4 separate regions of the Mus musculus genome follow, and all the other regions are linked to region 3. Evidence: chromatin loops called from intact Hi-C (ENCODE). Cell type or tissue: gastrocnemius. All regions are shown on one strand. Region 1 overlaps Cyb5r3 (cytochrome b5 reductase 3). Region 2 overlaps Pacsin2 (protein kinase C and casein kinase substrate in neurons 2). Region 3 has its middle 6.9 kb from the start of Ttll1. Region 4 holds the start of Gm41368 (a long non-coding RNA gene).

What was found. Hi-C counts contacts between places; a loop is a spot of excess contacts. Peaks named below come from ENCODE experiments on the same cell type or tissue, not always from the same donor. Only the 100,000 strongest peaks of a DNase experiment are listed, where the experiment ranks them.
Region 1: a loop joins it to region 3, with 3 times the contacts of the local background. A loop is called at or near these places in 11 of 42 quality-filtered maps.
Region 2: a loop joins it to region 3, with 2.5 times the contacts of the local background. A loop is called at or near these places in 5 of 42 quality-filtered maps.
Region 4: a loop joins it to region 3, with 2.5 times the contacts of the local background. A loop is called at or near these places in 13 of 42 quality-filtered maps.

What each region holds. Positions count from the first base shown.
Region 1 is chr15:83,152,616-83,160,615 of GRCm38, reverse strand. Cyb5r3 (cytochrome b5 reductase 3) reads left to right here. Exons shown (of 9, transcript NM_029787.3): 6 at 195-278; 7 at 427-512; 8 at 1,691-1,790; 9 at 5,894-7,121. The coding sequence ends at 6,066. Among named protein-coding and RNA genes, the nearest start is that of Rnu12, 7.0 kb to the right of the region's middle. In gastrocnemius, a CTCF peak has its summit at 3,183 (motif pointing left); DNase peaks (open chromatin) are centred at 3,187 and 6,114; H3K27ac peaks cover 3,683 bases.
Region 2 is chr15:83,404,810-83,412,809 of GRCm38, reverse strand. All of the region lies in intron 1 of Pacsin2 (protein kinase C and casein kinase substrate in neurons 2), which reads left to right. It also overlaps the pseudogene Gm5417. Among named protein-coding and RNA genes, the nearest start is that of Gm41368, 23 kb to the right of the region's middle. In gastrocnemius, a CTCF peak has its summit at 3,571; no DNase peak of the experiment used is centred here; H3K27ac peaks cover 4,090 bases.
Region 3 is chr15:83,513,846-83,521,845 of GRCm38, reverse strand. It overlaps a transcript of Ttll1 not described here. Among named protein-coding and RNA genes, the nearest start is that of Ttll1, 6.9 kb to the right of the region's middle. In gastrocnemius, a CTCF peak has its summit at 3,512 (motif pointing right); DNase peaks (open chromatin) are centred at 627, 3,002, 3,540 and 6,625; H3K27ac peaks cover 644 bases.
Region 4 is chr15:83,379,461-83,387,460 of GRCm38, reverse strand. It overlaps Pacsin2 (protein kinase C and casein kinase substrate in neurons 2), which reads left to right. Exons shown (of 11, transcript NM_001159509.1): 6 at 624-799; 7 at 2,354-2,474; 8 at 5,578-5,699; 9 at 7,655-7,777. It overlaps Gm41368 (a long non-coding RNA gene), which reads right to left and starts at 1,782. Exons shown (of 4, transcript XR_875509.2): 1 at 531-1,782. In gastrocnemius, a CTCF peak has its summit at 3,623; no DNase peak of the experiment used is centred here; H3K27ac peaks cover 2,601 bases.

The sequences.
Region 1 (8,000 bases), 360 kb after region 3:
TTACTCAGTGTCCCCAAACATACCAGCCAACGCCTGCGTGGGAACCCCCCAGTCTGCCCACCTGGGCTACCTCTTTTCCGTAAGAGGACTCAATCGAGCAGGCTTCTCTTTTCACTCCAGCCTGCTAGGGCTGTGCTGGGCTTTCCCTGCCCAGGACCCCACAGGGCTCAGCTGCTCCTTCCTCCATTTCCCAGGGAAGTTTGCCATCCGTGCAGACAAGAAGTCCAACCCCGTTGTCAGGACGGTGAAGTCTGTAGGCATGATTGCAGGAGGGACAGGTAAGGGTTGGAACCCTGACGGAGCCGTGGTGGGTGTGTGTGGGAGCGGGAGGGGGCCTATGGTAGGAGGGAGGTCTGAGGCCAGGCCTGGGTATCCCACACATCTCTGGCAGGCACTCACTCAGGGTATGTGGGTCTTCTTCTACAGGCATCACCCCAATGCTGCAGGTGATCCGAGCCGTCCTGAAGGACCCAAACGACCACACCGTGTGCTATCTGCTCTTTGCCAACCAGGTCAGTGGACAGTCCCCAGAATGTGCAGGCTTGGGGCTTGGCCAGGCCCTGGGCAAGAATCTGAATGGCTCCGCAGAGATGCCAAGGATGTGTGGAATGAGAGGCAGTGCAGACATCCTGGCAGCATCGGGTGTGGGTGGCTGCTGCAGAGGGAGCACGGGGCCTCACCCTGGTCCACTCCTCCCTCCACACTTGGTGCTCCACACTTGGGGCAGCCTTTCACCTCCCGCAGATTGGGGACTTTGGTACACTGGCTGGGGCAGAGGCGGAAGTGAGGTACCCAGTACTCAAGCCCTCACAGTGCTCTGAACATGGCTGAAGCCTGGCTTTTGTGAGCTGCTGTGAGGCCTGGGATGGGTGGCTTGGCCCTTCACCTCTGCACTTCTCACAGGGAGAACAGGCTGGGGAAGCAAGGCTGTCTCGAGCCTTCCCCGGTCCCGTGTGTTAGGTTGGAATATGCAGTGATGTGATGCCTGTGGTGTCTGAGGAGACCAAGCCGAGTCCCACGTGTCCTGCAGTATAGAGGCCAAACCCTGGTACTCTGTGCTTCTCAGATATGATTCAGGTCTTTTCCCCAGGGTCTGTCTGGCAGAGAGACAGAGACAGAGACAGAGACAGAAAGAGAGAGAGAAGCTTTGTGTAAAAAAATAAGATTTATTTATTTTATGTATGTGAGTACAATGTAGCTGTCTTCAGACACACCAGAAGAGGGCATCAGATCCCATTACAGATGGTTGTCAACCACCATGTAATTGCTGGGAATTGAACTCAGGACCTCTGGAAGAGCAGTCAGTGCTCTTAACCGCTGAGCCAACTCTCTAGCCCTGAGGGAGGAGCTTAAGCTGGCAGTAAACTTACTATAGTGGAGGCTGGTCCTGAACTCAAGATTGTCCTGCCTCAGCCTCTGAATGCTGGGCTCACAGGCCTGTGTCACCATGCCGGCTCACAGGTCTGTTTATAGGAGCCTGCTGGCCGGTGGCTTTAAGGAGCTCTGTAGACATGGTGGCTGGAGAGAGCTACTGTGTCACTAGGATTCCAGTGACCATCAGCATCTGCCTCTAAGCTGCTGAGTATAACCCACAGGGGGGTGATGACTCAACCTGGGGTCTGTCCCTGGTGAGGTCCCCAAGGGCAGTCCCTGAGTCACCTGTCTTGACTGGGTGGCCTGTCTCCTGCAGTCCGAGAAAGATATCCTGTTGCGGCCTGAGCTGGAGGAACTGAGGAACGAACATTCTGCTCGCTTCAAGCTCTGGTACACAGTGGACAAAGCCCCTGATGGTGAGCACGGGAAACCCCTGGTGGAGCAGGAGGCAGCCCATGCAGTTCTCGTGGCCTGCTCATGGCTGTGGAGGAATCAAACCTCAGAGGGGAAGTGCCCACAGCCCACAGCTAGGGAGCAGCAGAGCCAGGGTGGGGACCCCAGACCTTGCTTCCTGGTCTCCCACACTGCCCCAGGCTGGCAGAGAAGTCCTCTTATCTCCTTGGGCCTGGCTCACTTTGGGGCAGGCCTTGGAGCAGTGCTGAGGGTTGGATGGCTGCTTCTGTGTAGTTGGTAACCTATAACAGCCTTTGTATGTGTGTTTTCTGGTCACTCCAGGGGAGGGGCTGGGCTGTTGAATAGCTGCTGGTTGCCCTGACTCTGCCATGCACTTGCATAAGCTGTGGGCTGAGTTCACAGTGCTGTGGAGGAGCTGTGCTGGAAGGAGGGAGTGAGACCCCGTGAGAGTGTTCTTCCTTCTCCTGCTTCGTGTAAAAATCAGGGGATAGAGAGATCACCCGAGTGTTGGGGCTCAGTCGATGGAAGGAAGGCTCGCTCTGCCTGAGGGCGCCCCGGTCTGACCTACAGCACAGCCACGTGGGACATGGTGGCGTATACTCAAAGTCTCAGCAGTCAGGGAAAGTGGGAGCAGGAGGATCAGACGTTAAGGTCATTCATTCTCAACCACATAGCAAGTTCAAGGCCAGCCTGGGCTGCATGAGACCCTGTCCTCTTAAAGCAACAAAACCCAACACTGTAAAGAAAACAGCCCCCATCCCTTCCCTGCATACTCTGAGACTGTTTCTAGTCACCCCAGGTAGAGAAGGCAAAGATAGACTGTTTCTATTAGCCCCAGGCAGAGAGGGCAATGTATTTATCTTGGGTAAAGAGCAGAAAGATCAACTCTTTGTATCTACCTTTGGTAGAGAGGCAATGATTCCACCCAAGTCCACCTTGGTGCCTAAGGAGTTTAGTGGGGTTTCGGAGGAGCGTGCCTGATGAGGGTCTCTTACTGGGACCTGGTGACTCAAAAGTAGCCGCATCGGCAAGAAGCCACCCCAGCATGGGCCCACTCGTGACCGTGCACCTTGCAGGCAACTCCACTGAAGAGTCTACTCTCCCCACACACTTCACTGCTCTGTAACCCCAGGGAGGCCCTGGCAAGTCCCAGATTTCTAGAGCTTTTTGAGCCCTGGCCTCCCTTCTCCCCCTGGCAAGAAGGAGTTTCAGTGGGAAGGAGCAGCTATTCAACATGGCCAAGCCATGTGTGTGTGAGTCAGTGGAGCACTGGGTGTGGTGTCTGAAGGGCTGCTTTTCATCTAGGAAAGAAAGGAGTGGGAGGTGGGCTTGCCAGGGAGCAGCTATCTGGAGAATGACTGCCCTCCTGCAGGGTCAGGGCCAGTGCTGCCCCTTTGTGGTGGTCTGTGGAAATGCAGACTGGGCTGTCCCAGGGCTGGTTTCCCAGGGCTAGGACAAAGGCTGGGTAGTCGCCTGGCCGGTCCCTTTATCCAGTACCACCGTGGCCCACGCAGAAGCAGCAACAGGCCCTTAAGATCCAGACACAAGGCCCACACATACGGCGAATGCTAGGTCTCCCAGGGTCACCTTTGGGACCTGAATAACGAAACACCATACAAAAAGGCCCTGTGAGCCTGGCCTGTGTACCGTGCACTGTCAGAATGCTTATGCCTAGGCCGTGCCTACACCACGCCTTGCTCCAGAGCATTCCTAGGAAGCTTGCAGTGACTAATGAGCTGAGTCAGAGGGGTGCAAATGCAATTTAGGAATGGAAGAAAAACAAGGGCTGGCCTGAAGTGGAGTCAGGCTCACACAAACCATGGCTGTGATGCCTGTCAGATACACGTGGGCCTTGTGTGTCACTCTGACATTCCTGGCAGCCAGGGTACAAAGGGAAATATGTCCCGTTACTTAGCTCATGGTATTTATGAGCTGGAGGACATTATGGATCACGCACAGTGGATTCTTCAGTCTTGGTGTTTCTTGGGACTGTATTAGTTCCTCCTGTACCTGGGAACCCGCAGAGGACACATCAGATAGGCAGCACCTTTTCAAGAAATTGTTAAAGTTATTACTGTGTGTGTGTGTGTTAGGGACTGCATTCCACAGCACATGTGTAGGGGGTAGAAGACAAGTTTATGCAGTCGAATTTGGGTCAGTAGACTTGGCTTATGACAGCAAGCGCCTTTACCCACTGAGCTGTCTCCTTGGCCTTGTGCCTTTTTTTTTTTTTAAAAGATTTATTTATATGAGTATACTGTAGCTGTCTTCAGATACACCAGAGGAGTGTATCAGATCCCATTCCAGATGGTTGTGAGCCACCATGTAGTTGCTGGGAATTGAACTCAGGACCTCTGGAGGAGCAGTCAGTGCTGTTAACCACTGAGCCATCTCTATAGCCCCCACCCCCCTTGTGCCCTTTTTTACCTTGAGCTTCTGAGTTGTTTCTGTTGGTGTTTAGGGCTTCAAGGATGCTCTGGGTTTCAAAGGGCAGACACAAGGCAGAGATGACCCTGAGTGAGGAGGACTGGAAGGATTGGGGGCCTGTGCCAGGCCTGGTGGAGCCCTGGGCCTAGGGAGCAGCCTCAGTGGCAGGTGTCAGTGGCCCAGTGGCCCTCTGCTCTGCTCCTGCCTCTTCCTGTTTACCTCTGAACCCAAGCTAGAGGAGGGGCCCACTGGGCACAGCTCAGGGGCTGGCCTGGAACCAGGTGCTCTCAGCTGGACTGGGAGGTGGCAGGATTGTTTCTCTGAGTAGCCAGAACCAGTCAGCCAGTCCTTAAAGTCAACACTGGACCAGAGCCCTCCCTAGCCTCTGTGGGCTGCCTTTTCCACGACACAGTGCCTCTTATGAGGAACAGGAAATGCTGTGCCCCCAGGCCCAAGCGGGAGAGAGGGGGTGGCTGGACCTGGACGGGGCAGCTGTTGCCTCGGCCCACGCCTAGAGTTTGAGTCTGTCACAGGGATCAGATCCTGGACTGTCCTTGCATGCGGCTACTTCCAGAGGAGGGACCTACAGCTGTCCTTGAACTCACTTCCCCTGTCTCTCCCAAGTGCTGGGATTACACTCATGAGCCTGTAATCTTGCCTGGCTTGCTCATTACTTACCAAGTAACAGTTTCACTACTGAGTGACAGTTTCACACCAGGGACCAGGATGCAGCTGTGGCTGTGAGCAAGACCTATTGGCTGACTGTGTGGTGGCAGAAGAATCAGGCAGTGAGCTGTAGCTGGGGCTCAAGGTGTAGCAAATGTCACTCGACCAGCCTGGGCTGGGTACCTCCTTAGGGAGACCAGCTGGTATGAGCTTGAACAGTTCTGGGTCCGCTGAACCTTGGTTTCTATACAGTGAAATCTGAATGCCACACTGTGGGCCGGGGGACACTTGTTCAGCATTCATGGGCTGAGTTCCATTCCTAGCACTGCAACACCGAATAATCCTATGGTAGTTGGGGTGGGGGGGGCTATGGGGCAGGTTTTCAAACTGTAAGGTGGGTGAGGGGAGCCACGAAGGCCTTGTGTTCCAGTTGTAGGCTGTCAGGAGGTAGTGGGTTTAGCAGGATAGGTTTACTGAAAGGGACGTAGAGCATCTGGGAGAGGGCAGGACAGATAGGAGGACTGTAGGTCAGGTGGGCAGGAGGGTCAGGTGGTCAGGGGGCAGGTGGGCACAGGGTCAGGTGGGCAGGAGGGTCAGGTGGGCAGGGGTCAGGTGGGCAGGGGACAGGTGGGCACAGGGGCAGGTGGGCAGGGGTCAGGTGGGCAGGAAGGTCAGGTGGGCAGGGGGCAGGTGGTCAGGGGGCAGGTGGGCAGGGGGCAGGTGGGCACAGGGGCAGGTGGGCACAGGGGCAGGTGGGCAGGAGGGGCAGGTGGGCAGGAGGGGCAGGTAGGCACAGGGGCAGGTGGGCACAGGGGCAGGTGGGCAGGGGGCAGGTGGGCACGGGGGCAGGTGGGCAGGGGGTCAGGGGCAGGAGGGTCAGGTGGGCAGGGGTCAGGTGGGTAGGGGGTCAGGTGGGCAGGGGTCAGGTGGGCAGGAGGGTCAGGTGGGTCAGGTGGGCAGGGGTCAGGTGGGCACCAGGTCTCACTTTGACTCATCTGGTCTTGTTCTACAGCCTGGGACTATAGCCAGGGCTTCGTGAATGAGGAGATGATCAGGGACCACCTTCCAACTCCTGGGGAGGAGCCGCTGATACTGATGTGTGGACCCCCACCAATGATCCAGTTTGCCTGTTTGCCAAACCTGGAGCGTGTGGGCCATCCCAAGGAGCGATGCTTCACCTTCTGATGGCTGGACGCTGGCCAAGCCTGTGCCTGCTGCTCACGCACTCACCACAACCACCTGTCCACCCCTTCCTTCCCCACCACTGTCGCTCACCCTGACATATGCCCACATCCATGCTGGGGCCTGGGTTCAGCCTGGCCTGCCCAGCCCTGGTCATCCAGCTGTACTGGCCCCTGGGGGGCCCCTTTGGGAGCAGGCCTGTGTATCAGGTGACTTCTGTTGACCACTCTCTGAATAGGCTTCTGTCTGGTACTAACTGGCCATTACCAGAGATGTCCTGTGACTACCCCCTTACACATAGACACACACACACACACACACACACACACAGAGACAGGAGAGAGAGAGAGAGAGAGAGAGAGAGAGGAGAGAGAGGAGAGAGAGAGAGGAGAGAGAGACAGGAGAGAGAGAGAGGAGAGAGAAGAGGAAGAGAGAGAGAGAGAGAGGGAGAGAGAGGAGAGAGAGAGGAGAGAGAGAGAGAAGAGGAAGAGAGAGGGAGGGAGAGCGTGAGCGTGAGCTGTCAGTACCATGTCTACCCATTGCCATGAACTGTGGTCTATAGAAAGGAAGTGAAAGGTAAATAGTCACCTACGGTCCTAGGAACCATGCCTGCCACCTAACCACCTACCTGCCTTAGGCCATAGCCTGGCCTGTGCCCCTAAACACTACATTAGACAGTGACACCCAAAGGTTTTCTTAGGAGGGTGTCTGGCAGAGACAGGCCAGCCCCCACTTGCTGGCCAGGGGTCCCTTGGGGCAGCACGTGGACCCTTCCAAAACTATACACACTGCCCCCGACTCCATGCAGTCTTGAGTGCCCTAAGTTGTCAGCCCAACAGAGTTTGGTAGACCTTGGGGGTCCCTGGCTTATCTCTCCACCCCAAACCTCCTTCCTGTCTGGTCCCCAGCCTGGGGGGGTTCTGAGCAGTGCCTCTTGTCTTGGAGACAGACCTGGTGCCTGGCGCTGCCTTCAGCAGGCAGCAGGCAGCCTCCTGCACACTGGCTTTTTTAGTCATTTATGGGCAAAAAGAGTTAAAGTAAAACTTTGCAAATCCCGACCCTGCCAGCGTTTCTCTGGGGATCACGGTGTGTGTGTGCGTGCGTGCGTGCGTGTGTGTGTATGGTGTGGGATGGGCATGTATTTTGTTTCAGATATGCATTTGCATTGCCCGTTCAGAGTTTGGGCAGTGGAGAAAGTAGACAGGGAGCCCAGCCTCGTCCTGTCTGTCACCGTCCTGATGAGTCGGGACAGCCCTGTGGAAGGTGGAACACGGGAGGCTGGTTCGTGCTTTTCCCAGGTCACTTGCCAGTGCTTCCCTGGGATGCCTCTGCTGTCGCCCTCCCTTCCCTCACCCTCAGCTCTGGATTTTGCTGGGAAAGATGCTAAACTGATTACATTTGTAAGATGGTCACTTGAAGACGGATCAGGTGGAAGTGCGGGCTGTCCTTAAGACGGCTGCAGGAAAGCCACCCGTCTGAGGGTTTCTACTGCTTCTACAAACACCATGACTGAAAAAAGCAAGTTGGGGAGAAAAGGGTTTGTTTAGCTTACACTTTCCATAACAATGTTCACTGTTCATTATTGAAGGAAGTCAGGTCAGGAACTCAAACGGCAGAATCCTGGAGGCAGGAGCTGATGCACAGGCCATGAGTGGGTGCTGCTTGCTGGCTTCCATGGCTTGCTCAGTCAGTCTGCCTTCTTATAGAACCCAGGATCACCAGCCCAGCGATGGCACCACCCACAATGGCCTGGGCCCTACGCAATTGGTCACTAATTGAGAAAATGCCTTACAGCTGGATCTCACAGCATTGGCGTTTCCTCAGCTGAGGCTCCTTCCTCTCTGATGACTTGAAAGACTCTGAAAGGAGCCCCTCGCTCAGGCCTCAGGACAATAGCGGACACCCAAGAACTCACGATAGACCGAACTTGTTGCAAA
Region 2 (8,000 bases), 110 kb after region 3:
GAGAAGGTCGAAGGGAGCCTTGCTGATCTGTACAGTAGAGGAAAGCAGACTAAGGTGGCTAGGTGAAGGTGGTTCGAATGGCCAAGTGCTGAGAATGGAGGGCCCAAGCGGGTGTGACTGTTCATGCTAACTAACCAAGGACTGACATTTAGAATTAAAGCCCCATGACCACGTGGAAGCTGGTCCCTAAGTGGGAGGTCCATGTGTGGGAGTGGGGTACCTTCACTGGGGTACTTTGGGAAGGGATGATCTTTCTCACCCTTCCTGATGCTCTCTCCCTTACCCTCTGTCCCTCCTGTGGAAAGAAGGGCCCTGAATGTTGAGTGAAACACCTGTCCTTTTCTGAGTTGTTTTCTGGTTGGTTGGTTGGTTGGTTGGTTGTTTTTTTGTTTTGTTCTTGTTTTTTGAGACAGGATTTCTCTTTGTAGCCTTGTGTGTCCTGGAACTCTGTAGACACCAGACTGGCCTCAAACTCACAGAGAACTGCCTACCTGTGCCTCCTGAGAACTGGGATAAAAGGCATGTACCACCACCGCCTGGCTTTAATTGGGGTTTTTAAGAGGGTTTATTTTCAGAAAAATGGTTCTGTGTCCTCACGGAGCTCCTAAAGTTGCTTGCCTCTTACCAGCCCACTCTGTAGTTTGATGGGCTGGCCTGTGTCATCCATGGTTTAAAATCCTTCTCTAGGCAACTTAGTTTTCAGGCAGTATTTTCCAAGGCAACTACATCTTCAGAGAAATTCTTAGAAGAATTAAAAACTATACTCCTCCTCTAAACTCTCATTGTTTAGACTGGCAAGTGCTCTGGCAGGTGGGGGACCAAGTGTTGGGTCTCAGGCCGCTCCACTTTAGCAGCAGCCTCTAGAATCCAGCATCTTTTGATGGTCAGTTTCCCCGCTCATTGTTGAGGGCTCCACACCGCGTTCCAGAGAGAGAAGTCACTTTATTTGCTGATCTCTATCACTTCCTTTAAGGAATGTTCCCTTTTCCAGATGAAGTCATTGGAAGCAAAATAGGTTGTGCCAGGTAGCTGAGTTGAAACACATGTTTCTTCTTAACCAATGGTGTGAGGCCATGTGTTAGCTCAGGCCTGAACCAGGTGGTTTGTGTGCTCAAGAGATGCAGGACCCCTGTCCTTCTTCCTAAGGGACTGAGTGGACACACACTGAAGCTGGCAGCAGAGGGCCTCAGCTGGGCTGGAGGGTGCCTGTGTGGTTGGAGGGAGCAGAGCCTGAGCTTTTCATTGTTGTTGAGCCGCTGAACCCACTTGTGATGAATATGGTAGTGCTGGGCTCTCTTTCAGCCTTTAGAAGGACTTGAAGAAAAGAACATAGAATAAAATGGGAAGGGGACAGGTGTATTGATAAAGTAATTTTAGCCACTGGAGTTAAAACCTCTTCAAATAGTTTCCTTCTGTGGATCTCATCTCCCTGATTCAAAGTCACTCAGACTTCAGCCCCCCCCCCTAAAATGTCTGACAAGTTTTAGCAGAGTGAGGTATCCAAAGAAACGTGGATGCTACAGAGAAGGCCGTGAAGAAAAGAGGGCAGTGATACAGACCCACGCCCTCGGAGTTCCCATTTGTGGTGTGGTGGTGTAGCCTTTAATCCTAACACTCAGGAAGCAGAGGTAGATGGAACTCTGTGAGTTTGAGGCTAACCTAATCTACAGAGTTTCAGGAGAGCTAGGGCTATGTAGAGAGACCCTGTTGATAGGCAGGCAGGCAGACAGACAGACAAAATACAAAAAGGTGTTAGACATTGAAAGTGGTTTTGAGTGGGAGTTTGAGGCTAGGATACTGCCTGCCTCACCCAGGTCTGTAGTGCAGGAAGGGCATGGCAGACAGGAGGCGTGAACTGGCTGTACCTACAGTGCAGTGGCAGTAGAGTACCCACTTGGTCAGAGCTGTGTGCTCTGGGGGTGGGGTGGGAGGGCGAGGCTTGGGGACTGACAGTTTGGTGGGAAGCGAGCAGAGCTGGAGCTGTGGAGGCCATGGAGGGGCATGCATGGTCACTGGGCTGATTTCTCTCGAAGCTGGGAGGCTTGTCCTGGGATGTGGCCATGTGGGACCACCCTTCATCCCAACATGGCATCATTCAGGAAACAAAATGTCTTTGCCGGTTTGGTATTTCTTTCAAAAGCATTCTGTGTGGTTGGATGACATTTCAAATAGCTCAGGAGGCTGTTAACAGTAGAGTCTCCCCATGCCAGGGGCACATGTGACTGAGTGAGGACTGTGTAGCCATGAGCTTTGAGAGGTCACAGTTGCTGCCGTCCAGCAGGACACGTATGATGCTGCCCCGCAGCTGCCTGTGTTCCATCTCTGCACAGCCCTTGTCCTGGCTGCCTGGTGCCCCATGCTTCAAGTGTATTTCCTCTTCTCCTTTTAAGTCTCTTCTCATCTTTCTTTCCTTTCTCAGACAGGAGTTTACTGTTGGGAAAGCTGACCTTGTCGGTTCTACTTCCTCAGCCTCCCTGGTGCCAGACTCACGCCTCTGAGTCACTTCTCCCCGCTACAGTATCAGCATTTGATGGACACCAAAGTAGCTCTGAGTTTTCAGGGTTGTTTTTTTTTTTTCTGAACAGTCCCACAGTGAACTCTTAGCTCTCCTGGCTGAGCTTATCCATAGGGTAAACTTGCAGCTGAAACAGGTCCCAGGATAGATGGTAACTTCTCACATTGAGGTTGGATAATGTGCAGAGCTAAGGACAGATACAAAATATACAAGCTTGGGCTTTGTTTTTTTTTTTTTTAAGATTTACTTTTAATTATGTGAGTGTATGTGTGAGTGAAAGGGGACATGTGTATGAGGCACAGGTGCCCAAAGAGGCCAGACACATCGGATTCCCCTGGAGCTAGGTGTTCAGATGGTTGTGAGCTGTCTGACGTGGATCCTGGGAACCAAACTGGCATCACCTGCAAGAGCAGTAAATGCTCTTAAGTGCCCCATGCTTGGTTTTAAATAGCATGTCTTACTGCGTGGTTTTAGTTCTGAAAAGCTAAGTGCAGAGGTCCAGTCCAAGTTACTGTGCATCCTGTAGGTGAGATCCCATTGGTCCCTCTGCAGCTTTTGGTGCTGACCTCCCTGAGCCTAGTACATAGCAGGCCCGTCACTCTCCTGTCCCTTTACTGAGAGGTACCTGTCCCTACTTCCCGTCTTTTGGAGTCTTCTGAGGACATACTTGATCTCACCAAGTCCCTGTCCCTCACACTTCTTTCCCTAGCACCTATATTTCCTCTGTCCTAGAATTTAGCACACTGTGTGGCTCTGTCACTTAGCTGCATGGCAGGGTATCCTAGGGAGAATATCAACTCCAGGAGGACAGAGACTGTTAGCAGTTTAGGACAGTTGCTAGTATGTGGGAGATGTTTGTGGAATGAATGACTAACTGTGTACACTTATTTAAAGACTGCTGGCTGCCCACCTCACCCTGGGGCTGCACAGTGACTCGGAAGAGGCAGACATTTCCTAGGGACTGAAGAATATTCTGTGCAGGTAATGAGTAAGAAAGAAGCTTGTGTACCCATGGGACAGAAAGTGGCCTGGGAAGGCCGTGTGTGTACCACTGCTGCCCTCTGCGGCTAGTGCTTGGCAGGGATTTCAGAGGAGAGCTTCCTCTCATCTTTCAGGGAAGACAGGCAAGCACAGTTCTCGGACCCCCGTGCTTTCTGCAGTAGCCTGTAGGCCTCAGGAAGGCCTCTTGGTTTTTCCTCTGGAATGAACTAAAGGGATTAAAGTGAAGCTAGACGTCTTATGTAACACATCCTTTGTGTACCTGATACCTGTTATCAGGCCTGAAATGGTAGGAGGAGGTTATGCCAGCCTCCAGCTGGGGCCAAGGGCAGCTGTGGCCTCATCTGTTAACCTCTAAGCTTCTGCATGCTGGCAAAAGACTGGCTCTGGGACACGTGTGACATTGTACAGCTAGAAAAGTCACTAGAAGTAGGAACCTAGGCACTCTTGCCACATTCTTGCTCCTGGATTCCTAAGGAGTGCCTCTTAAACAGGATTGCTTAATAACTGTCTAAGGAGGGCTTACTGTGTGCTGGCCTTAGGGTCTCACACTGTGGCTCAGATGGCCTAGGGCATGTTCTGCAACCCAGGCGGCCTTGAACCCAGCAGTCCTTTTGCCTCTTGAGCTTCCTAAGTGCTGAGATGTCAGGCATTGGCCACCAATGTGGCTTTTTTAATTAGTTTCTTGCTGGCAGGTTATATGTTTATTGTACCATCAACTGGACTGGATTTAGAATCACCTAGGAAACATACGTCTAGTCAAGTCTGTGAGGGCGTATCCAGGTTTAGCCGAGAAGGGAAGGCCTACTCTAAATGTGGGCAGTACGTCCAATGGGTGTGGGTCCTAGGCTAAATAAAAAGGAGGAAGTTAGTTGAGTCCCATCTCTGCTCTCCGGGCTATGAATGCAGTGTGACCAGCTGACTCAGACTGGGGTATCTCCATCACTGATGGATTGTGTCATCAAACCATGAGCTCAAACCCTTCATACCTCAAGCTGGCTTTGTCAGTGGCCTATGCTGTCCTTGCCACTTATGTAACTGGGATGTTGAGGCCTCTAGGAAGAGCTGGGCTGAGGCACTGTCCATTGTCTCATGCGTGATGGGCAGCTCACTGAGTGCCTGCAGAAGCCCTGCATGCCTCTAAGAGGTCCATAAGGGAGGAGCCTTTAGCTGGGAGTCCTGTGCGCCCAAGTCACTCGCTCAGCTGCTGGAACTTGTATTGAAGCTCTTGATGTGTAGTGTGTGCCCTCTTCCTCCCGCTGACGGGATGGAGATCCCTGGCTTCTCATCCCTCGGCAGCAGCACGGGGAGTCCTCGGAACCCAGAACACTGCTCAAGCTTTAGAGCTTAGTTCCTTTAGGAAGGAGTCACTGTCTGAGTGTGAACCAGAGTGTGAACTCACAAACCATATGCTAGACCCAGTCCGTTTTTAACAAAGAGCGGTGATAGCTTTTTGTGCTTTTGTGCTTTTCTGGAGTTCTTTAGTAACTGTTATCTCCAATGCACTCCTGAACCTAGACCTGCAGTCTACCACTCAGCCACACCTTAAAGCCCACTTGAGCCCCTTAGTGCCACAGAGGAGGGCTGTGAGTCATGAGGAGGGCGCCTGCTTTCCCACCACAGTCAGCAGGGAAGCCCCAGAGCCACAGCTTCTGCTTCTGAAGGAGTGGCCTTCAGGCCTGCAGCACACTGAGTCTGAGGAGGGTGGTGGACATTCAGCGGGCATTGTGGAGTGACTGTGTTAGGGTTTTGTTTTTCTCTTTCTCTTCCCCGACCCCTCCTGCTACTGTGACAGATGTCTGAGAAAACAGTGTACTGGGAGTAAAGGCTTGGTTTGGCTCATGGTTTCCATCCTGCTCATCTCCATAGGGGCAGCGAACCAGAGAGAGAGAAAGGGCCAGAACATGTTCCCAGTGACCTCCTTCCTCCAAGTGATGTCATCATGTTCTCAGTCTTAGAGCAAAAGCAGTTTGGGGAATTAATGTGTTGATGTCACCAGAGTCCTCTGACTGATTGGAACACCAGCTGAGTAGCAGACCTTCAGCACAGCTCTGGAGGATACGGTGCTATATCCAACCAGCAGGTGCTGGAACAGTGGTTTGAATCCTGGATACTTAGTTGCCTGCATGTAAAGTGACATTAGGAGCACATGTGTGTAGAGGTTTTGAGGATCAAGAAACTTGCTGCATAGGCTTAGCATAGACTACCTGTTGGTTCTAAGAGGTGTGCAGAACACGGCAGCTCCATATTCTTACCACGTACTTCTACGTAGAACAAAAGACTTATATACCTGGCTAAAGCAGGCTTGCTGAATTTGATACAAACATGGCTGCCTCTAGAATAAGAGCCTTCTGTGGGAGCATAATTTAGCCATTGCTTAGTAACTAAATACATATGTGACATCATCAGGCAGCTGTTCTAGTTACTTCCTTGATAATCTTTGACTATCAATCTATGGAGTTAAGTGTGGCTCTTTTGGGGTGCCACTTACCTGTCCTTGTTGATAGCTGGTTCTCATCCATAAGGGATGGCTCTCGTATTAGTATCCCTATTAGAAGAGACAGAGTTTGGACAAGAGAGGATTTTGATCTGGAAGCCCTTTTGGAGTATGGTTATGTCCTGTGCCTGGTCCTCTTACCTTAGAGCTGTTTCTCTGTAGCTATAGGTGTTCTTAGTTATATATCACTATGCATCCTGGTGCTCCTGGAACTCACTATGTAGACTGGGTTGGAGCTAAATTCACAGAGGTTGTCCTCTACCTCCTGGGTACTAGGATTAAAGGGTATGTCACCATGCCAGGCTGAGTGCTTACATCTTGAAGATCCACAACTAGAAGCACAGAGAGAACACTGGGAGTCAAAGAAGTCTTTTGAAACCTCAGAGCTCCCCACCAGTGGCAGATCTTTTCCAACAATGGCACACCTAGCCCTTCCCAAACAGTTCCACACTGGGAACCAAGTGTTGAAATGTGAGCTTATAGAGGGGAGGCTGTTCAACTTTAAACCACCACAGTTTTTCTTGTCTTGAATAAATATGTAGCTTATTTGTGTAAGTAAATTTATCTTGTATAAATATAAAACGGGGCGGCGGAGGCGGTGGCGGCAGCGGCGGCGGCTGGGTCGGGCCCCGACGGGCGGCGGCGTCTGAGGTGGAGGCGGAGGGAGGCGGCGGCGGCGGCGGAGGGGGGAAGATGGCGGCGCCCGTCCTGCTGAGAGTGTCGGTGCCGCGTTGGGAACGGGTGGCCCGGTATGCAGTGTGCGCCGCCGGGATCCTGCTCTCCATCTACGCCTACCACGTGGAGCGGGAGAAGGAGAGGGACCCGGAGCACCGGGCCCTCTGCGACCTGGGGCCCTGGGTGAAGTGCTCCGCCGCCCTGGCCTCCAGATGGGGTCGAGGATTTGGTCTTTTGGGTTCCATTTTTGGAAAAGATGGTGTATTAAACCAGCCAAACAGTGTCTTTGGACTTATATTTTATATACTACAGTTATTACTTGGCATGACAGCCAGCGCAGTTGCAGCTCTGGTCCTCATGACCTCCTCCATTGTGTCTGTGGTGGGCTCTTTGTACCTGGCCTACATTCTGTACTTTGTGCTGAAAGAGTTTTGCATCATCTGCGTCACCACATATGTGCTGAACTTCCTCCTCCTCATCATCAACTACAAACGACTAGTTTATTTGAATGAGGCCTGGAAGCGACAGCTGCAGCCTAAGGAAGACTGACGGCCAGCGGGTCTCCACCCAACCGTCTCAAACACTTCTTTCATTAAGTTTATTTTGCAAGGTGTTTTGTTTTTTGTTTTTTGTTTTTTAATTCACAACAGACACTTTCCCTCAGAATCTTAAACTGATTTTTTAAAATATTGTAAATTAGAAGGGGCCCTAGCTATTTCCTGTGTCGGTCTTCATTTTAAATCTGGATACAAAAAAGGATACACCGAGCCAATCAAAGACAAGCTTTAACTTTACCTTGAAGATGTTTCTGAGATAATAAAATGTAGCCCTAGCCCCCAGTCCTCAACTAAAGTGAGCAGCCATTGCTAGTAATTCTTTAATGTGTATAAATTCAATTTCAGGTATAACAAATGTGATCATGAACATGAAAATATTTTAGAATAGATACTGTATTAAATATTGCCATGTTTACAATATGTAATATGTTTTTAGCCGATGGATTTAAACCTGTAGATTCAATTAGAGTCCATTTGTGTGATATTTGTAAATAAAGGTAGAAACATTGGGAAAAAAAAAATAAATAAATATAAAACGTCCTTAGTTTTTTTTTTTTATATGTATTGTTTTGCCTACATGTATATTTCTGTGCACCACATGCATGCCTGGTACTTTTGGAGGCCAGAAGAGGATATTGGATCCTCTGGACCTGGAGTTACAGACAGCCACCATGTGGGTGCTGGGAGTCAAACCCAGGTCCTCTTGAACAGCCAGGTCTCTTAACCTTCTCTCCAGCTGAGACATCTCTCCAGCTCA
Region 3 (8,000 bases):
CAGGGCTGGAGAGGTGATGGAGCAGGTAAAGAGATAGATACTATGCTACTTATACAGAGGTCATGTGCTTGGTTCTCAACACCTGGTACCCAACGACCTCTAACTCCAGCTCCCACGGGATCTGCTGCTTTTTTCTGGCCTCTGAGGGTACATGCATGCATGTACATGTGTGTACACACACACACACACAGAGAGACACAGAGAGACAGAGAAAAGTAAGAGAGAGAGAGAGCGGGGAGCACACAATTTGGGAGGTTTGGGTTCTACAGGGTTTCTCTGTGTAGCTCTGGCTGTCCTGGAACTCACTCTGTAGACCAGGCTGGACTCGAACTCAGAGAGATCCGTTTGACTCTGCCTCCCGAGTGCTGGGGTTAAAGGTATGTGCCCCTACTGCTCTGCTGAGATTTTTTTCTTCCTTTAAAGAAAACAAGGCTGGTCTGGTGCTTTGCCTGAGGAAGGTGCCACTGTCACTCACAATTCTATGTGTCCTTGACAAGCCCTCCTCCTGGGCTGAGCAGGGGTGTGTGGAGTTGAGAGAGCTTGAGCAGGCGAGTCCTAAGGAGGCCTGTGTTGGGCCCTGGGCTGTCTGGTTTCATGTCAGCCTGACACAAACTAGAGCCTTTTGGAAGACTCCCCATCAGATTGGCTTGTGGTCAAGCCCGGGTTGGCATTTTCTTGATTGACAATTAAGTGTGTGAGCACCAAGTTCTCTGTTGGCAGTGCCATCCTCGGACTGGTGGTTCTGAGGACTATGAGAAAGCAGGTTGAGCAAACCGTGAGGGTCAATACACTAAGCAGCGCTCTTCCAAGGCTTCTGCATCAGCTCCTGCCTTCAGGCTCTGCTTGAGTTCTGGCACGGACTTCCCTGGATAATGGGCTCATAAGTCATAGGGCAAAATAAGCCTTAAAAAAAAATCACAGCAGTAGAAACCCTAACTAATACAGGTCCAGACAGCCTGGAAGCTGCTGGCTCTACCTGCTGGCTCTCCTGCCTTCAGGGGCTAAGCATGGTTGCAAAGCCCGACCTTGTCACTTTTCTTTCTCCTTTGTATCCTGTCACACCATGTCACAGCCTAATGTCAGAGTTGATGTCACAGGGGTTTGGCTTCCTTGCACAGCTCTCGTCTGAGCTCATCAATGTGTGGCTCCCAACTTCTAGGTCCCTGTCTTACTTAGGGTTTTACTGCTGTGAACAGACACCATGACCAAGGCAAGTCTTATAAAGGACAACATTTAATTGAGGCTACCTTACTGGTTCAGAGGTTCAGTCCATTATCGTCATAGCAGGAACGAGGCAGCATCCAGGCAGGCATGGTGCAGGAGGAGCTGAGAGTTCTACATCTTCATCTGAAGGCTGCTAGCAGAATACTGGCTTCCAGGCAGCTAGGATGAGAGTCTTAAAGGCCACATCCACAGTGACACACCTACTCCAACAGGGCCATACCCACTCCAACAGGGCCATACCTTCTAACAGTGCCACTCCCTGGGCCAAGCATATACAAACCATCACAGCCCCTCTCTGGGGCAATCTCAAAGCTCCCTGTACCTCCTCAGTGTGATTCTGGAGACTCATGGAAGGCCTGTCACCCTTATTCCCCAGGAACTCCTATCGAGGAAGCAATTGCAACTGGAAAGGAAAATTCAACAACCAGTGTAGAGGCCAGAGTCCTTTCCATTTTACTTTTAGATTTATTTATTGTATGTGTATGAGTGTTGTGTCTGCATGTATATGTGTGTGCCTGGTGTCCCCTAAAGGTCAAAACAGGGTATTGGCCCCCTTAGAACTGCAGTTACAGATGGTTGGGAGCTGTCATGGAGGCGCTAAGAACTGACCCAGAGTCCTCTGCAAGAACAGTACGGTTTTGGTTTTTTGCTTGTTTTGTTTAACTTTCCATCTTCTTTGGGCTAGAGTTCAGGAAGAAAAGTGAATCTGGATGCAGCCTGTCAAATAGAGGCCACCGCAGTTGGAACTCCTAGCCAAGGATTCCCACGGGCCCCAAGGCTAACTATGTGGGGCTCAGAGGATCTGAGTACCTGACCCAGCCTCTCAACCATTGGTGGTTCCTCTATGTTCCACAGGACTTGGGTGTAGACCTCGGAGTGCCATGTGAAGGCCCTGTGTGGCATTCCCAGTCTCCCACTTCCCAGGTCTCGGGGGCTTACAAAATGACAAAGTCGCCTGTCTGGTTGCCTGGTCTCTAAAGGCCTTGGGTGCTGTCTGCAGAGAGGATGTGTGAAAAGCACAGGGGCTGGGGTGGGTGTTGCGGAGGGGACAGAGTTTGTCACAAGCCAGGGCCATGCACCCCATGCAGCTTATAAAAGTCTGTTTTCTCCACAGCACACAGGCCAAGTGCAAAAACAAAACCAAGCAGAACAAGAGACCTGGGCTGTAGGTGAAGTGGGGAGCAAGGCCTGGCTTTGGGGTAGATCTGCATTCTCTCTCTCAGCTGGCTCCTGCTATCTATGCTGAAAGCAATACTTTGGGGTTGGGGTGTGGAGGGAGCTGGAAGGTGAGGAGTGGGGCCAGCTTTCCCAGTCTGATAGAATGGATCTGGTTTCCAACCCTTTGCCCTAATCCAACTCAATAGAGAAACTGAATCTCGGACCTGGGTTTTGCTCTTGGGTGAAGAGACATGCTCTGGACAGTGGTCCTGACTTGAGGTTACTCTTGCATTAATAACAAACGTTGGCTTGCTAATGTCGTTTCAGAGAAGGGTTGCACAGGGAGGCATCGTCTAGTTACAGGTTTCAGGGCAGCTCTCTCCTCACGGACTGAACAGTTTTACACGGTGAAGAAGAGGAGCTAAGCCCGGTATGAGGACACAAGGGGTGGAGCCGGAGGCGGGCTGTGCGTGTAAGAAACTTGCCATAAAGAGAGCGGGAAGAGAAGCAGGAGAATAGACAGCCAGGCCCCTACCAGGGAGCAAGCAGCTCTCTTAGCTTCTGTTCCTGGAAGGGTGCCAGGTGAAGACCTGCCCACTGATGACTGATTTTACAGCGCTTTCCAGGTTGAAATGTCCTCTTGGTCCCTCAGCCCCACCTCTACAGGGTCTGTAAGCTGCTGGTGCAGAACTGGGAGGCGAAGATGAGATCTGTGTTTGCGCTCATGCCTCAAGTAGCTGGACCCTGCCAGTTTTGTTCCCAGAGACTGGTTCCCCACCTGCCAGCCTCCGGGTCAGGACCACTGTAGCATTCTGAGTCTCTCTGGCTGCCTCCGGGCAAGGGTCACTTCTGGATTCCAGCCTATCCTAGGAGAGTGTCCCCACTCGGGAATTTTCAAGTGCTTCTTTCTACACACTGTCCTGAAGCGAGCCTCCGCATCTCACCTCCGCTGTAAGTCTCATCCACGGGACAAGGCTTATTGAATACCTTCCAGGAGACAGCGGGGCAAGGCCTGGAAGTGCCATGCAGTCTTTCCTCTTCACAAGGCCTGCCCTGGGACGCAAACACAGAAGCCCCCGCCACAGAGGGACTTCTCTGGAGCCGATTATACTAAATGCTTCCACTAGGTGGTGCTAAAGGTAAATGATTGGGAATGGAAAAGGCACTGGGCCCTGGAGGCGCATGGGGGTGGGGAGTTAAGAAACCCAGGGCACCAGCCCATGCTGAAGGTCAGGGCAGAAGGTTCTGTAGCAGAAATGAGCAGACCTCAGAGCTTCAATTCCAGGCTCTTCTGTTTAGAAGAAGTACACGTTTTCACAACATCCTCTACTTTGGTTTTTTCTAAAAGATGTATTTATTTTGATTTTTATGTATATGGATTTCTTGTCTGCACGGAGATGTGTGCACTACGCCCATGCAATGCCCGAAGGGGGCATTTGATCCCCTAGAACTGAACTTACAGAGGGTTGTGAGTTGCCACGTGGGCGCTGGGAACTGAGCTCCCATCCTTTGTCTGCAAGAGCAGTAAAGACTCATAGCTGCTGAGCCGTTTCTCCTGCCCGACTTCACAGCCTTCTTATTGGTGAAAATAAAACTGTAATCGTGACTGAATACAGAATGTGGGGCATACAGAATTACAGTGAGGCAAATGGACAACCCCACCACCACCACTGCTTTCCTGAGATTAAGCCCAATACCTTGTTTGTACACACTAAGCATGTGTTGTATGATAAAGTTTTTGGGCAGATGCTATACACAAGAGGGAGCCTCTAACAGACCAAAGTATGGATACCATGAAAATCCAACTTGGTGAACCATGAGAATCACTGGGGTTACTTATAGGAACAGAAATGACTCAAAGACAGCCATGTCACCAAAGCCCACCCAGCATGGGAGACAGCTCACAAAGCTGGGAACCTGGAGACACCACACAGCCTGCAGGCAGCTCAGCAGGCTGGAGAATGTCCTTTCCAGGTGCCTCAGTTGGTTTAAATCTCTTCCAGGTGGCTCAGCTGGTTTCTGCTTCTTCTAGGCACCTGCTCTGGTCTCAGAATGTTTGCAGCTTAGCTTCCCTATTTGGAGGGGGAACTCTCAGCTTTTATTGCTTGCTTTGTTGGGGAGGGGCCTAGTGAATCCTGTCGGTTTCAGGGACTACCTAAAGCTTGTTTTGAGTTGTTTACCTTCCTGTTTAAGGAAACTGTTAACTGATAAGAGCATGTTTTCTGCTGCTGGGCTACAACGCAGTTCAAGACTGAAGTTCTTTTTACAGAAGCCTGCTGGTCAGTTTTGAATCAACTTTTTCCACAGCCTAAAACCACCTAACAGGAAAGAGTCCCATGGAAGAATCCTCTACACCAGCTTGGCCTGTGAGTTTATTAGTGGAGGTCTGTCTTAATGTTAACCTATGTAAAAAGACCTAGCCCAGGCCGGTCCTGGTGGTTCATAACATTAATTCTAGCACTCAGGAGGCAGAGACAGGCAGATCTCTGTGAATTTGACACCAGCCTAGTCTACAAAGTGAGTCCAGGGCAGCTAGAACTATGCTACATAGGGAAACCACATTTCAAACAACAACAAAAGCAAAAACAAAAAACAAACAAACAAACCAAAAAAAACCTAGCCCACTGTGGGCAGCACCATTCCCTTGGCAGGGTCCTCAGCTAGGTAAGACTGGAAACAGCTAGATAAGAGTGGAAGAGGTTAAAAACCCACTTTCCCCTCAGCTGACAGGAGATATGATATGACTTGTCTTCTGCTGTGGATTCCCTAATGAAGGACCATAACGGGGAATTAATTATAAGCTAAATAAGCTCTTTCTTGCCCTAAGCAGCCTTTGGTCAAGGTATTTTTTATCACAGCAACAGAAATGAATCTAGACCAGAAAGGAAGGGGGCTGAAAGACCAGTCAGGAGCTGATCCGATGCAATCACACCAGGATCTTTATTCGACTAGCTTGGGCTCAGCCCACCATTAACTTGCAGCACGGTTTTGGTGGAGAAGAGTTCCGGACACTTATCAGGGCAAGGATTTATAGAACGTGGCAAGTAAGGGCAATATGGCAAGCTTCTAATTGGGGGGTGGGGGTGGGGGCAGGAAGTGCTACTATGTCCTTTAACATAATTGGCTGGTGCTGGAGTCAAACCATGAACTTAACTTCTGCTTCACTCTGCAGTGGTGGCTGTTAGGCAGGGAGCAGGCTTGTTGGGGATTAACCTAGAAACACTGGATTTGTTGGGGCAGACTAACCTGGAGACGTAGCTTGTCGGGGTTAGCCTAGAAACTGGAGCTCAGGGTTTTTTTTGGGGGGGGGGAGTAACTTGGAAACTAATACTAGATACAGGCTTTGAGTTCCAAACTTAGGTCAAGATCTCTGAAATGGAGTCTGAACTTAAAAGAGTTGGTCTCTCACCTTTATCAATAAACTGACTGCAAACTATAAGAGCCAGGTCTGAGCCATGCAAAGCAGGTGACAGGCAGGCTTTGGCAGGTGGCCTGACCCTGTCTAGGGTGGTCATTAAACTCACTGCTCTTTTTGGTTTCTTTGTTTTTTGTTTTTTTTTTGTTTTTTAAAGACAGGGTTTTACTCTTTAGACCAAGCTGGCTCAGAGAGCTGCCTGCCTCTGCCTCCCAAGTGCTAGGATTAGAGGTGTGTGCCACCACCACCTAGCATCTTGTTCAATTCTTTTGCTGAGTTTCGTGCCTGTCTCAAAAGTTGTGGGTTGCAATCCCTTGGGGGAAAAAAAGGACCCTTTCACAGGGGTCGCAAAGCAGATATCCTGCATATCAGATATTTACATTGCTATTCATAACAGTAGCAACATTGCAGTTATCAAGTAGCAACACAAATAATTGTATGGTTGGAGCTCACCATGACATGAGGAACTGTATTAAAGGGTCACAGCATTAGGAAGGTTGAGAAGCACTGCCTTAAAGCACTAGATGGGCTACTAACCTCTCTGATGGCTTCTGCCGACATCAGACATGCTCATTGCTCACACCCTCAGGAGACCATTTCAGCAAGTGACTTGCCACCTACCTGCCTTCCCATGGCCCCTTCCACACTGGGGCGGGGCTAATTCCAAGGGCTTACATGGAAGCCTCACTTTTCTTTTGAGTGTTTGTATTCGCTTTTTAATTGGGACTTCCACACTCATCCGCTTTTGGATCTTCCAAGAATTTCTCAGTGTTTTTGTTTGTTGGGAACGTTGTCTGGCTTTCTAGTCGTGGGACAGACTTAAAAGCAGATGGCCACTTGGGCAGAAAGCCAAATCCAAAAGTAGATCCCTCCTGGATTAAGACTAGGTCCTTGGTTTAGACATCTTAACAGTAAGAGAGAGCCTTGTTCTTCAAAATGGCTTTAAAAGTCTGAGGAACAATTCAGATCATTTTTAAAAATCAGATAGATTTAGCCAAGTATAATGGTGCATGCCTTTAGTCCTATCAGATCTGATAAAGATGCTGCTCCTTCCTAAAGGGAGAGATTGTTTCATTCTTTAAATAACGTTTTATTATTTATTTAATTAAAATGTATATGGATAAGTGTTCCATCTTCACATCCATTTGTGTATCTCATGCATACCTGGAGCTTACAGAGGCATCAGAAGAGGGCATCAGAACCAGATGATGGTGAGATGCTGTGTGGGTGCAGGGAGTCAAACCTGGGTCCACTAGAAGAGAAGCCAGCGCTCTTCACCACTGAGTGGTCTCTCTAGCCGAGTGGTTCTTAACCTTCCTAATGCTGTGGTCCTTTAATACAGTTCCTCATGCTGTGGTGACCCCTAATCATAAAATTATTTTCATAATTGCAATTTTGCTGCTGTTATGAATCATATGTCAATACCTGTGTTTTCTGATGGTCTTAGGAGACTCCTGTGAAAGGGCCATTGGACCCTCACGGGGTTGCAACCCACAGATTGAGAACCGCTGTTCTAGCCCCTTGGTTTTTGTTTTGTTTTGTTTTGTTTTGTTTTGCTGAGGCAGGATCTCACCATGTAGGCCTGGGTGTGCTAGACCTCACTACATAAGGGCTTACAATTTTAAGAGCTCAGCCTGCATTTATTACCTGAGTGCTGGGGTTAAAAGCTTGGGCCACCATGCCCAGCAAGGAAGGAATTTTCAGATGTCTATCCGAGGGGCCAGTGAGATGGCTCAGGAGGTAGAAGAGGTTGGTACTGAGACTGACAGCCTAAGTTTGATCCCCAGGACTTCTGATCTCTATGTCTAGCTGTAGCACCATGCACTCACACACCCCACACCATAAATAAACTAATAGCTTAGCTGGTAAAGTGCTCGCTGGGCTACCAGGAGGAGTGAGTTCTACCACAGACCCTATACAGAATAGAGCATCTCCGGACGACCCTTAATACAGTCCCTCATGTTGTGGTGACCCACAACCATAAGATTATTTTGATCTGACTTCATAAATGTAACTTTGCTACTGCTTTGAATCTTAATGGACATATTTGATATGTAGAACCCCCCCCCCCAAAAAAAAAAAGCAGTCACGATACACAAGTTGAGGACATCTGCTTTCAGGAAACCTGGAAATTTTGAGAAAGGCACAGAACTCAGCAAAAGAATTGAACAAGAGCAGTGATTGCAAGCTGGGCAGTGGTGGC
Region 4 (8,000 bases), 130 kb after region 3:
AAGTCGAACATATAGAAAGGGGCCTCTGAGCCTGAGTCCTGGGTTAGATGGAGTACATTTGGTGCCCCAGTGTGAGAAGACAGAAATTGTTCTAGTGGCCAGAGTACCTTCCCTGGAAGAATATGCGTGTATGCATGTGTTCCTGTACGCAGAGTTAAAAGTAGTTTCCAACATACCATAACTCTCTTTTTAGTTCTCAGGGCACTCAGGTAGTCGGTTCTTTTTCTTGTATAGAATACCTGAGAAACAGCTAGGAATAGAAAAGCCTATCTTGCTTCAGTTTCAGAGACTTCAGGTAGAGCTGCTTAGGCTCTGTTGTTATAGACGCTCAAGTTAGAGCACCATGACAGTGGGAGCATGTGGTAGAGAAGACGGAAACAGACAGGGAGGAAGGATTCAAGAGACATGATCTCTGAGACCTACTTCCTCAAACTGGGCCCTGCCTTAATAATCCATCCAGTATGAGTTTTGTTAGAGCCCTTATAAGCCAATCAGTAGCCCATCTGAATACTGGGGTGACCGTCTCTTACCTCTGTCTATGGGGGAGGAGAGAGCCACACGGCCTATGCAGTAAACAAAAGTGAGATGGAAACAAACGTCTGTCTGTGGCATTGTCAACCCAGACCAAGGACAAGTATGAGAAGTCCCTGAAGGAGCTTGATCAGACCACACCCCAGTACATGGAGAACATGGAGCAGGTGTTCGAGCAGTGCCAGCAGTTTGAAGAGAAGCGCCTGCGCTTCTTCCGGGAGGTTCTGCTGGAGGTTCAGAAGCACTTGGATCTGTCCAATGTGGCTAGGTAAGTTCCCCCAGCAAAAGCCAGCAGTGTCAGTCACAGGAGCCTGGTGTCAATAGACTAAGGTAATGCCTAGCTGCAGCGCAGTCATGGAAGGCTTGAGCAGGGCGGGCAGGGTGGGCTCGATGCTCTCAGCTCCAAATGGGTCTGGCACTGTCTCTCTCCTCTGGTGCCACAGCCAGCCCTGGCCAGACCCAGCACTCTAGAAATCCATCTGGGCTGATGCAGCACCACCCAGGCCGCATGTCTTCTGCACCCAGAACAGTGCTTGGTAGACCTCTTCATGAAGCCTTCTCATCCCTGCTGCCTGATTGACCTTGACAGTTTGGTGGCTGAAGGTCCTGGGAAGACCAGAACAGTGAGACAGTGTGCCTACATCAGGAGGGACCCAGAGAGCAATCCATGTCCTACATCCATCTGGGAGAACCCTTGAGAAATGAATGTCAGGTCAAAGCTTGCTGTCAGTAGAAAATGGCATGTCCCTTGTCTCTTTAAGATGATGGAAGCAGCCACCGCAAGATGTTCTGTTGTCATTCATTTCATCTCTGTGACAGTCTGGAGAGTAGACAGCATTGTCCTTGTCATGCTGATGAAGAAACTGAGGAGGGTTGGGACTGTGCTCTGCTCTTCTCTGAGTGAGACAGCCTCTACTCCATTTGTACTTGGCCTGTAACAAAGGCCAGAATCAGTACAATTTGTCTCTATGATCTGAGCCACCCATGGGGAGGGTGACACATGTGTAGTCACCAATAGGGCTGTTGTAACAGAATCTGGGTGTCAGCAGGGAAGCTCATCACTCAGTTCTAGAAGACAGAAGTCATAAACCAAGGTGTGGCCACACTCCCCATGAAGGCTCCAGGCAGATCCTTCCTGCCGGGGTCCTCAGCTTCCTGGACATCTGGTCACTGGGCCACTCTACTGACCCTGCTTTAAGTTGTTCACCTCTATAAGGCTGCTTCAGCAGAGCTCACATCCTTCAGCTGTTGTATTTGGAGAACACAGTTCCATCCTTAAATATGTCCAAGTATGTCCACATAGCAGAGAAGGAAACAGAGGCTCAAAAAAGAGCCACCTACAGAGAGAATAAGTGAGATACCAGGTCCAGCCAAGACCCATGTTCTTGGCCCCAGGCGGCTGAGCTAGGTCTTGTACTTCTGCCCTCCTCCCATCACACTGCCTTCCACATGGGGAGGAAACCCTCCAGCCCCTGAGAGAAATGGAGGGGGCACCCTGACATTCTGCTCTAATGGCTTCTTCCTCAACATGACCTGATTCCGTGGGACTGCACAGCTCTACCCACACAGCACAACATGATCTGACGACAATGCAGGCGAGTGTCAGTGTGCCTCCTGTTTGTTGGTGGTCCCAGGTTCTAGAGGATGGTTGTCTGCATCTGTGCATGTGATGGCCAGGAAATGGTGTTCTTCATCTATGGGAAACAGACATGTGCAGGCTCCAAAGACGATCATGCAGGCTCCAGGGGCTGCTGTGCCGTTGCTTTGAGGAATGGTGGCTGACCCTGTCTTTTATAGAGCTGTCATTCTGTCTCTGATTTAGCTATAAAACCATTTACCGGGAGCTGGAGCAGAGCATCAAAGCAGCAGATGCGGTAGAGGACCTGAGGTGGTTCCGGGCTAACCATGGGCCAGGCATGGCTATGAACTGGCCACAGTTTGAGGTAAGGAGGCTGTGTGCCTACAACTCTGTTCACCTACGATTGGGAACTGAGACCTCTGCCCCTCTACTTGAGCTACAAATGTTGTTCTCACTCCCTGCTTTGTATATTTAATTGTCCTGACGGGTGTCTAGTGTCCCAGGCACTGTATCTAAATGCCTTCAGCTACCGTCACTTAGCATTGGTATTCCCTTCTTGCCCTAGACCAAAACCAAAAAAACAAAACCCCAAAAGCCAAATTGTGTTTATCCCACCGTACAGGGTGTCCCAGAAATGAAGTGGCCTTCAGTCTCCAGGCCTTCTATTGGGCCCCAGTGGGGCCGGTATCAATGAGCTGCTTTTCTTCACCATTTTCTGGGTGCTTTTTCCTGCCTTGGGCTGTAAATATTCAGATTTGTGGGCTGTGCAGTGTCTTTATGCTAAAATCTAAGGGCCTTGGGATCTTGAGGTTAGGGCTTGCTCGCCAGGCTCACCCAGTTCCCTGACTGCGATGTAGAAGGTAGTGGCCAAGAGTACCACCAGCCTTGTTCCCTGAACATAGGCATTCTGTGCTCCTCATTCACTGGGTGTGCTATGAGCCCCCACCCTGTAAATGCTGAGAAGAGTCCTCCAAGCCAGACAGATGCCTCCAGCAAGGCCTTATGGCTTTTCTGGCCTGACAGTAAACAGAGCCTGGGCTGCATCTGACCTTACGCTGTAGCAGCTATGGGACTGGAGCAAGCAGGTATCCCTTGTGTGGCTTAGTTTTTTCCATGTTAAAGTATGAATAGCAACCCAGAGTTATTGCAGGGCATCAGCTGATCAATGCTGGGTTATCACACAGACCTGGGCTCCGCACAAGTTCCACAGTTCCTACTGCTGCATCAGTCCTCACTCCACATTATGTTCTCTGGAAATTCCTGATTTCTCTAACTGGCAGGAGCTCCATATACCCATCAGGAGTCTGCGGAACAGGGGGGACCCCAGGAGACACTGGGGTCCAGGGCCCTTCCTAGTGGAAGGGGCCATAGAGGAAATGGTCCTTGCCTTGGCACAGCATACTGGGAAGGAGGATCCTGAGTGCCATCTTAGGATAGCTTGGCTTCAGCTTCCAACCTGCATGCTACCTAGTGTGGCTCAGGGCACCATGTGCATGATACTCTGCTGCCTCCTTCAGAGCGCCTGCTATACCAACAAGGGGAACTGTGGAAAAGCCTGGCCAGGGCTCTCCCTCCAGGAAGTCACGGAGTCTGTGGGCTCCTCTCTGTGGGCCCCTGGCTGGGAAGCAGCCCTCCTATGTTCCCTGTGTTCACATTGATAGCTGTTACCAGGTTGTGTCTGACTTTCTCTAATGAAGTTGTTTTCATTTTTCATGCCACAAGGATGAAGTAAGTTCCTATTTTGTGACTAACTCATGGATCACCAAGCTTCCTTCTGCATGTAGACAGCCCACTCAGTCCCCTGTCTGTACTGCCCCCAGTTCTGTCGCAGAGAGATTGACATTAGCCCTTCCTTCCAAAGTTCCTGGTGCTGATCCCACCAATCCCCAAGAGCTGCCCTGTTAAGAGTCCATCTATATTTAGAGGTCCTCTGGGGAACTTGAGGTTCCAACTGAGTCTTAGCCCACTTATTTCCATCAGCACAGTCATTAATAGACGTGATGACTTGGGCTGAGATCCACGGCCCAAGACTGTAGAGAGCTCAGTTTTTCTTGGCCTCTCTATTTTCTCATCTGACAAGTCAAAAGCTAGGCTTAATGCCAATCTACGATGACTTGTTACCCCGATATTTTGTAAGAGGGAACACAGCTGTGCCCCAGGTGCATTAGATTTAAATTAAATTTGTGTTTGTAAGGGAGGATGGAGGGAGAGGAGAGAGGGAGTGTGAAGTCAGAAGACAGCTCTGTAGAGCTGGTACTGTTCTTCCATCTTTACATGGGGTCTGGGGCTTGAACTCAGGTTGTCTCCCGTTTGAGGAGTGTGCTTTTACCTGACTAGTCATCTTATTGATTATAATAATATTTGTTTGATAAATGGAGATTTAAGGTAAGAACTCATTAAGGATAACACATGGTATTTTCCTGGAAAATCAAGACCTAGCACTTTCCAACTATGTACTTCAACAGTTGATGACAGCTTCTTGTTGGGAAAACAGAAACCCTTTGAGGACATTGTTGTAATAAATCTCCAACCCCAAAAATCCCTTGTAAAGAACACACAACTCAGCTGCATGCCTAAGTCGGGCAGATGTACCACTACACTGCTCTGTTCCCAGCTACGAGATCCCTTGCTACTGTGGCTTCTCCAGCCAGCACTTGGGAAGCAGAGGCAGAGGCAGTCTCAGCCAGGCTTCCCACAGGACTGGACTGGCTTAAGACCACAAGAGCCAATGCTGGCACAAGGAGGATGGACCTTAAGAGCCATGGTTGAGCAAGCAATGGGATTAGAAGGCTCTCCAGGACTGTAATAAAAGACTGTAAGTGGGCTGGAGAGATGGCTCAGCGGCTAAGAGTACCGACTGCTCTTCCTAGAGGTCCTGAGTTCAGTTCCCAGCAACCACATGGTGGCTCACAACCATCTATAGTGAGATCTGGTGCCCTCTTCTGATGTGTCTGAACACAGCTACAATATACTCATATACATTAAATAAATTTTTTTTAAAGTCAGGATATAAAGAAAAATAAATGTCCTTTGACCAAAACAAGTTATTTATAAAACAGAAACAAACAAAAAGACAGTAAGCATCATCAGCCATGATGCAGTGTTTCTGGGATGGGAGCTGAGGAGATGGATGTGTGGTTTGTGTGTTGTTGAGAGTAGAACCCATGACCTTATGAATGCTAGGTAGACACTCTACTACTGAACTATATCCCCAGCCCTCAGACCTAGTTCTGTTGTCACCAATATGTCCTATAAAGTCTGCTGTTTTGGGTTATATGGGTGCCAACCACCATAACCTTTAGGTCTAAGAGGCAGCTTGAAGTTTGCTGGGAAACCGGAGAGCAGGGGCCACAAGGCTAAGTGTTGCAATGGCACCGGGTGGGTGGGGCTGGCTGAGCAGGTGTTTTGGACCACTGTGGTTCCCCAGAAATGAACTTCCCATTTCCTTCCGGTGGCGCCTTGCCCAGGAGTGGTCTGCAGATCTGAATCGAACTCTCAGCCGGAGAGAGAAGAAGAAGGCTGTTGACGGTGTCACCCTAACAGGGATCAACCAGACAGGTGACCAGTCTGGACAGAACAAGCCTGGCAGGTGAGCCTCAGTCACAGCTTCAGTGGAAACGGACTATCTTCTCAGAGATGAGAACATCTGCAGGGCCTGGGATGCCATCCGCCTGGGCATTTGGATGATTCCCAAATATTCTAGGGACTCCGTGAGCTCTGGGTGGGTGGAGCCCATCTCTCTATTCTCTTTCTGCTCATGCTGGAGCTCCTGAAAAATGCAGAGAAGAAGCCTTTTGCACATCGTGCCTGACCTGGTAAGGGAGGTGCTGGTGTTAGCTGCTTGTGTTCATTCCTATGGGGCAGCCCTGGGTAGACACAGCCGATAGAGACATATTAGTGAGATCATCCAATGGGGACTTCTTTGTGCAGGTGCCAGGACAGTGGGGGATGGTCAGATGTCCCCTTACTTAGTGTTAGTTATTTCTGAGTAAGCTGGGAGTGTAACTCAGCAGCAGATCAACATTTGCCTGGCAAGTCAAGGCCCTGGGTTCAGGCCCAGCACTCTGAACAGAGCACCCCTTGTCTTCAAGACTCTGACTTCATGGTCTAAAAAAGCTTGTGGATAAAACAAATACCAACTATGGTCATTAGAACATTCTGGAAAGTGTATGCTGTAGAGGCCTCCATGCTTAGATAATGGTCACCTTAGCTCAGGTTCTAGTGACATGCTTATGGCCCAGGCACTAAGCCCCTACCATCCCTGGCTTCCCAGTCACACAAAGCTGGTCCTGCTCAGCTACTATGCTTTAGAGGCTCTGCAGAAAGCTGTGTTGAGACCCCAACCTCAGAACCAAGTGGTCCTCCTGCTGTGCTTAAGCCTAGAGATTGGATGGAAGGAACTGGGACTCCGGAGGTCCTGTGGACTAGTAACCAGTTAACTAGTAACTAGTTAGCCAGAGAGAGTGTACCAGTTCAATACTCAGCACCAAGACCCTCCAAAGTCATCGAGAATGGGGAGCTTAGGAGTGCAGAGGGTCTGCTAGTGTAAAACACACTGCCTATCCATGAACAGCCAGGCAGGGTCGCCCTGGCATCTGAGGGGTTTCCCATCCTCACCTGCTTGGCTCTGGGGTGGTAGCTGCTCAGTTTAAGGATGCTGCTGGCCAAAGCCATGGCCACTGATGTAGGTGGCAGTTGTTGCTGAGAGAGCCCAGTGGTCCTCAACCTTCCTAATGTTGTGATTCATTAATACAGTTCCTCATGGTGTGATGGTCCCAACCATGAAATTATTTTCATTGCTTCTTCATAACTGTAATTTTGCTACTTTTATGAATCATAATGAAAATATCTGTGTTTTCTAATAGTCTTAAGCAACCCTTGTGAAAGAATCATTTGACACACGTACAAAGGGGTCATTACCCACAGATTGAGTACTGCTGGCCTTGGGTGACTCTTTCTTATGCTCTTCTTGTGGTGGCTCCCTGACAGTAGTGTTCTGCACCCGGCAGCCCCTCATCCCTCTCCATAGGACCCCGTGTTAACACTGGTGTGGGAGGAAATTGGCAAAGTTACAAGAATGATTTGACTCCAGAGCACTAGAGGACCCTTCTGTGCAGCAAGCTTTAGTTCTGAATGCGGAAACCCCAGCACCAGGAGCTGGCCAGTGACCTATTTAGTAGTTAGAAGGGTCACCACAGAGCTGGGGAGTACCCTGCTCCATAGATACAGTCTTCCTGTGGCTGCTGCTTCCCATCCATCTGTCTCACTGGCTAAGCCTTGTGTGGAAATGAGGGGCTAGGGGACTGGAGAACCCTGAAACAGGAAGTACTTGTGCACGTGTGCTGAACAGTTAACTTAGAGTTGATCAAGGTGTATTGACTTGTCGACATATAGCCACATGTCTGACTAAAATAATCTTCCATCAACACCCTTCTCCTCTCATCGGAAGAGGAGCCGCTATAACCCTAGAGATACTGTCTTCCTCAGCAGGGCCTTTAGTGGGCCCCCAGCTGTGGTCCCTGAAAGCTCTCTTTCTCCCCATAGCAACCTTAGTGTCCCGAGCAACCCCGCCCAGTCCACGCAGTTACAGTCCAGCTACAACCCCTTCGAGGACGAGGACGACACGGGCAGCAGCATCAGTGAGAAGGAGGACATTAAGGCCAAAAAGTTGGTGAACACACACTTCTCTCTGGCTTCCACCTCGCTCTCTGTGTCTCCTCTCTCTATCCAGGGGTCTCTTGGGGTCTCACTCCTCAGCACTTCAGCAATGCATGGGTCCTGCAGGACCTGGGCACATTCCAGACCTGGTGGGACAGTGTCGGGCCTCTCCACGTCTCTGGGAGGGCACAGCTAACACTCTTCAGTTGCTTTTTCTCTCTGCCCTGTGTTA